2 separate regions of the Homo sapiens genome follow, and region 1 is linked to region 2. A link is a contact called in ENCODE Hi-C or POLR2A ChIA-PET data. All regions are on one chromosome and are shown on one strand. The core of a region is the stretch at or near the end of the contact, and the rest is flanking DNA. Distances in the headings are between cores, read along the strand shown. Region 1 overlaps CAMK2B (calcium/calmodulin dependent protein kinase II beta). Region 2 overlaps GCK (glucokinase).

Region 1 (2,917 bases), core at 279-2,778, 85 kb before region 2:
CTACTAAAAATACAAAAATTAGCCAGGTGTGATGGCGCATACCTGTAATCCCAGCTACTGGAGAGGCTGACATGGGAGAATCACTTGAACCCGGGAGGTGGAGTTTGCAGTGAACCAAGATCATGCCCCTGTACTCTAGCCTGGGTGACAGAGAGAGACTCCATCAAAAAAAAGAAAAGAAAAGAAAAAGTCTAGAAAGTTCTCTCATGCCTGTGATGGTGCAGGTCGCTGAGACAGGTGTGCAGGTCACCTGGGGCTGATGGGTCTTGCCAATGTACTGACAGTGCAGGGAGGGGCTGCTGACCCCACCAAGGTCCAGAGTATTGGACAGATGTGTGCCCAGCTCTGTGGGGATGGGGGGTGGCTTTGGGGGCCCCTCTGTGCTGTGGCCCTCAAAGTGTCCTCTGGACAGGAACAGCGCTACTTGACAGGGCATCTCCTGAATCCATTTCATGGGAGGAAACTGAGGCCCCCGAGTGGGATTTGGATGCAGCCAGTTTCCTGGCCCAGGCCTTGGTGGCGTGCCACATCCCATAGCAGGCCCCTGCGTAGGGCCTGAGTTCTGGAGCATGGCGCTGACATCACAGCACCTTCAGCCAGACAGCCTCAGGCTTGGGTCAGAGCCCTGAGTCTGGTGTCCTTGCCACCCTAGTCCAGCGCACAGGTGGACCACCTGTCTTGATGTTGGTCTGTGGATTAGCCTGGAGGAGCAGAGCCCCAGGTAGCCCCAGCCCTGAGGAACCAGACGCTGGCACAGTACACAGCTTCTGGCCCATCCCTCCCCAGCCACTGCTTCCAGGCCAGGGCAGCTGGAGCAGAGCCCTTCTGCCATGTGCACCATCCCAGTGCCCTCCCCAGCTGGGCTGTGTGGTGGACAAGCAGAAGGGATTGTCCTTGAGGATCTCCTCCCAGGCATGAGGAAATGGGTGGAGAGCGCTGGTGCTAGTGGGGGGCCCCCAGTGATGGGCCCATGGGGGGTCTGGCAACCTCCCTCGGGGTGAGGCAGAGCTGCCTGGAATGGGGGGGGGGTACGTTCTTGAGCACCCACCCTGTGTCAGGCCCGTGTGGATTTCCACACACGATTCCATTTTCAGTCCAGCACAGTCCTGGGGCCAGATACCATTATTACAGCCATCTTCCAGATGAGGCCCAGGGAAGTGCCATCCCTTGTCCCAGGCCACGTGGTGGGCAGGACTCATGGCACCTAGGGAGCCCCACCCCTCAGCCCTCAGACCCTGGTGGCAGTGGTCCCAGGTGGCCCCAGCTGCATCCCCCAGCCAGCACAGAGCTTACCCGTTGGGCCTCCTCTCGGTCTCTGGGTCTGACAACTCCAGAGGCCCTTGGGCGAGAGGGGGAGGCAGCCCCTCCTGACACAGGTGGGCCTTGTGCCTCCCCCTCCTGCCCCTCCGCCGCCCCCGCCCAGTGCCCTGCAGTGTCCTCCTGGAGGTGCCAGCTCTGCTGTTTCTCCTGGTGGCTGGCGGGGGGCCCGGTGCCCACCCACGCCCTCCTGTTCCCCTTATCCCTGGTTCCTCTCACTCACCACCCCCCACCCCCTGCTGTGAGTCACCCACTGCCAGGGAGGAGGAGGGGCTGGGAGGGTGGAGGATGGCATAGGGGGCCTGGGTGGGCAGAGAAGCCTCTGCCAGCTCCATCCCGGACCCCTTCTTGGCTCTGGAGAAAGAAAGAGGAAATTATGGGAGCGAACATCAACGATTTACCAAACCATGTAACCTTAACTTGTCCTGTAAGACCCTCCTTCCCCCGCGGGGGGCACTGGTCGCACCATGGCCTCTGGGTGCTGTCCACTTGGGACACGAGGGGTCCCCGGAGCCATGCACAAGTGCGCCTTTGGGATGTTGAAGGCTACCCTGCCCCCACCAGGCCCCCAGCCTTGCCCTTTCAGCCCTGGCAGCTTTGAGCTCCTCTCTGTGCCTCAGTTTCCTCATCTTTGCCCTGTGCCTCACCCTGCAGATGCAGCAGGGTTGGTGTGAATGTCCTTCCCGTCAGCTCCATCTCTTCCATCGCCCTCAGCTGGCTTCTCTTTGTTCTTAGCTCAGGGGACCCTACAGCTCCCATGCTGATGAGGGTGGCGTGGCAGGAGGGGAGGAGCTCCCTCCACACCAGGAGAGGTTTGCAGTCTCTCCCCCACCACTCCTGGTCTTTCCGGGCATTTTTGGAATGAAATAGGTTAATGCCTGTAATGTGCCCAGAACAGACGGTGCCTGGCATGTGGCAGGTGCTCCAGGATGGGTCACGTGGCTGTGCCCATGTCCCGGTCCTGTCTCTTCCTGCACTTGGCTGTGGGCACCTTGAGGTGGCCCCTGCCCTGTCACCTTCATGGTGGTGGGTGCCAGCTGCCAACCCACCAGCACAGTAACAGCTTGGAGGAGCCCCCACTCCCCTACCCCATCCCTCAGAGCTCCATGCCAAGGCTTCGGGGGTCCTGTGGATCTGGGAATGGCTGCTGGTGGAGGACCTGTGGTCCCTGCTCCTGAGAGGCTGGACATCTAGGCAAGCATAACCCGACCTTGTCTTTCCCCATGAGCATGAGTGGTTTGCTTTGTTTGGGCCTCTGCAGGCAGGTAACCCAGACCAGCTGGGCTCTCAGTGTTTTGGAGAAGGCTGTGGGGTGAGGGAGGAGGGGAACCTTGTCACCTGGGCCCTTGAGCCCCTCCTGGTACTGGCGTGGCGTTGTCTCCCCTTCCTCTGTGATGTCGGCCTTGCTGCCCCCACAGCCAGCATCTGCAGGCTGTAAATATCAGATTCTGCATTGAGCAGAGGCTGCAGCCACCAGGCAGGCACCACCCACCAGCTCAGAGAGCAGCAGGGAAGGCAGACCAAATGGCATATCACAGAGAGCCCCTGCGCTTCAGCGAGAGGCCTTGGCTTTGGGTCCCAGCCCAGCAGCCTGCCCTGC
Region 2 (2,764 bases), core at 41-2,540:
AGGGGCCCGTGTGGGAGGAGCAGGCAGCGCCAAGGCCTAGCGGAGCAGTGACAGGTCCCTGACTTCAGGGAATGGGCACGCTGTGGGCAGGCAGCTGGTGTGGGGGTGAGGGCTGGGGCTGCATCTGTGGGACCAGGGCTGGGCCATCCATCATATGCCGTGTCACAACCCCAGTGCCCCTGCTGTAGCCAGGACAGGAGGCTGGGCCAGGCTGGGAGGTGACAAGAGTGGGGGCTGTCCCCAGGAGAAGCACTCTGCTGCCTGTGCCCAGGCCTCTGGGGATGAGGACCCCTCAGAAGGAGTAGCTATGTCTAGGAAGCCCCAGGGCAGGAGCAAGCCAAAGGGGACATCATTAGTGAGATCCAGGGGATCAGTGGGCCACAGAAGCCCCAGCGTGAGCCCCTCTGACTGATGCAGCTAGGCCCACACCTGCACCTGCCCACAGCAAGACCCCCAGGAGGAGAGGGGACAGATGGAGAGAGGCACAAAGTGCCCCTGGCCTCTGCCTTGAAGCCACCCCAAGGCAAGAGAGATTTGAGCCCCTGTTTAGTGACCTCCAGGGGAACATTCTGGCCCATCTGATGTGGGAAGCCCCTTGTGGAGTCTGTCATTCCTCAGCTGAGCCAGGCCTTTGGAGGCAGCCCAGGCATGTCCCCTGTGTGCTCCTATCCCTGTGTTGGGACACCTGGCCCAGCCCCTCCTTCTGCCTTTCTCTTCCCTTCCCTTCTCAGGAGTGGACACTTCCTCCTTTAGCCCCCTCACAGCTGTGTGAACTTCTCTGTATCTCTCTCTTTCTGTCTCTTTCTCCCCCTCTCTCTCTGTCTCATTGTCTCTCTGTGTGTCTGTCTGTAGTATTCTCTCTCTGTCTCTGTCACTCTGTCTCTCTCTCTCTCTGTGTCTACCTTTCTGTATTTCGCTTTGTTTCTTTTTCTCTGTGTGTGTGTGTGTGTATCTGTTTTTCTCACTCTCTCTCTGTGTCTATCTTTCTGTATTTCGCTTTGTTTCTTTTTCTGTGTGTGTGTGTGTGTATATCTGTTTTTCTCACTCTCTCAATCTCTCTCTCTCTTTCTGTCTCTCTTTTGCTGGCCTGAGCAAAGAGGGAGCCCCATCCTGATGCTACATAACCGTGAACCAGCACAGACAGAATTGTAGGAAAGTCCTGCAAGTAGAAGGATAGAAGGATGAGGGAAGAAACGCCATGTGAGTCATGACAGATCCCTTTCCAGGAGCCACTGACTCACCCTGCCTCCTGCCCTCCCACTGTGACACTATTACTCACAGACAGGCCCGGATTAAACCTATGTTCCAGGTGCCCTGTGGTTCCCACAGTGTGGCTCCCTGGGTCTGGCCTCAGGCTCCACAGGTGCCCAGCCCTGCCAAAGTCTCCAGAGCAGCTGTCCAGCTGGGGAGCTGCGGGGCCCCTTCACAGAGCGCATGGGAAGAAGTTCCATCCTACACATTACATCGAGAGGGACGTGCCTGAGAAGGGGAGCTGGAGCCCGTGCAGCCCCCTGCTTGCGTGCAGAACATAGTGTACCCTGAGCATGCCATGAAAAACACAAACGCACAAAGTTGTAAAGAAAAAAGAAATGACAGGTGGCTGTAAAATCAGTTATAGCCCACGAGAGGCCCACTAATGAGTGGTGATTTCAGCTGATTACAAAGAAATGATGGTGTTTCTGTAATGAACTAAACATGCACTCGTGCGTGCACACACGCGCACGTATAGTCACATAACTGACCAGCCCTATGCATCACTTGTTAATTACTTAGTAACTGTAACAATAATAGTTTCCAATAAGTGAGCCTTAGTCTCTGCGCAAGGGTCAGTTTATTGAGCACACGGGGGCCTTGCAGTGGGGGCAGGTGATCTGCTCCTGGGAGCCGCCAGCCTCTCCTCTCCTGCTCTTCATCTTCCTCCGTGGTGGGAAATTGTCTCACTGCTTCTACACCTGAGGCTGAACATCTCCCTTTATTTCAGTCTGAAACACATGTAAAAATATACTGGAATGAATTAAGGTTGCAATTATTGATATCAGGCAGTGAGTACATCAGGGTTTATTATACTATCTCCTTTACTTACTTCGAAGTTCTCTATTACCAAAAAATTAAAAACTATAAAAGAAAGAAAAAGGAAATGAGGCTAGATTCAACACAGATTACTCTTACCAAACCCTTCGTAGTCCCAGGAGTCCCCTAACACAAGCACTTGTGACCTGGAGTGATATTCACAGCATTCCTTACCTGGCAATACCTGAGTATTAGCCCCCCCAGTGGGATCTTTGTTGTAGACAACCAGCAACTATCAGCCCAGCCAATAAACAAGTAGGAAAGGGGAGTGCTGGAGAGGCCAAGAAGTGGGATTTTCCATGCTCCTGGGCTGTGATCCAGAGGGCACGGCTGTGAGGCTGATCTCAATGAACACTCTGTCTTGGAAGTACAGGGATCCTCTGCTACCTGAAAACGTTCTGAGTATTCACTTTCATGGATTGCAAAGTCATTTACCCAAAATTCACTCTCCAAATGAAAAGTGAGTATGATGAATCAGTATTCAAGTTCCACCTGGGTCCTGGGAGAGGGCATGGACATCATATCCCAGCTGTTCCGACAGGAGGACCCAATCTGAGTCTCACTGCCTGCCTGCATCGTTTGTCTGCTGCCAGCCTGCACAGTAGGAAGGGAAAACATGATTTGTATCTGTTTTAGGTCAGGTTCCCAAGAAGTAGAGCCTGAGATTGGAATTCTTGGAAAATGGTGTTTGCGG

What was found. Hi-C counts contacts between places; a loop is a spot of excess contacts on that map. ChIA-PET counts read pairs that join two places held with the same protein, here RNA polymerase II (POLR2A).
Region 1: a map of CD8-positive, alpha-beta T cell shows a loop between it and region 2 (2.3-fold over the local background). The contact joins two enhancer-like sites. A Hi-C loop is called at or near these places in 1 of 168 maps with a recorded cell type or tissue (CD8-positive, alpha-beta T cell). POLR2A ChIA-PET finds 5 or more read pairs at or near these places in 1 of 52 experiments (T-cell).

Annotation. Positions count from the first base shown.
Region 1 is chr7:44,268,187-44,271,103 of GRCh38, reverse strand. All of the region lies in intron 2 of CAMK2B (calcium/calmodulin dependent protein kinase II beta), which reads left to right. Among named protein-coding and RNA genes, the nearest start is that of CAMK2B, 56 kb to the left of the region's middle. RefSeq lists an enhancer at 2,495-2,917. Within about 2 kb of position 1,528, at least 2 of the 41 ENCODE cell types and tissues checked have a DNase peak (open chromatin) inside an H3K27ac peak, as active enhancers do.
Region 2 is chr7:44,183,202-44,185,965 of GRCh38, reverse strand. All of the region lies in intron 1 of GCK (glucokinase), which reads left to right. LOC105375257 (a long non-coding RNA gene) reads right to left here. Exons shown (of 3, transcript XR_927221.3): 2 at 2,506-2,664; 3 at 1,813-1,982. Among named protein-coding and RNA genes, the nearest start is that of GCK, 4.9 kb to the left of the region's middle. RefSeq lists enhancers at 929-1,464, 1,465-2,002. Within about 2 kb of position 1,290, at least 3 of the 41 ENCODE cell types and tissues checked have a DNase peak (open chromatin) inside an H3K27ac peak, as active enhancers do.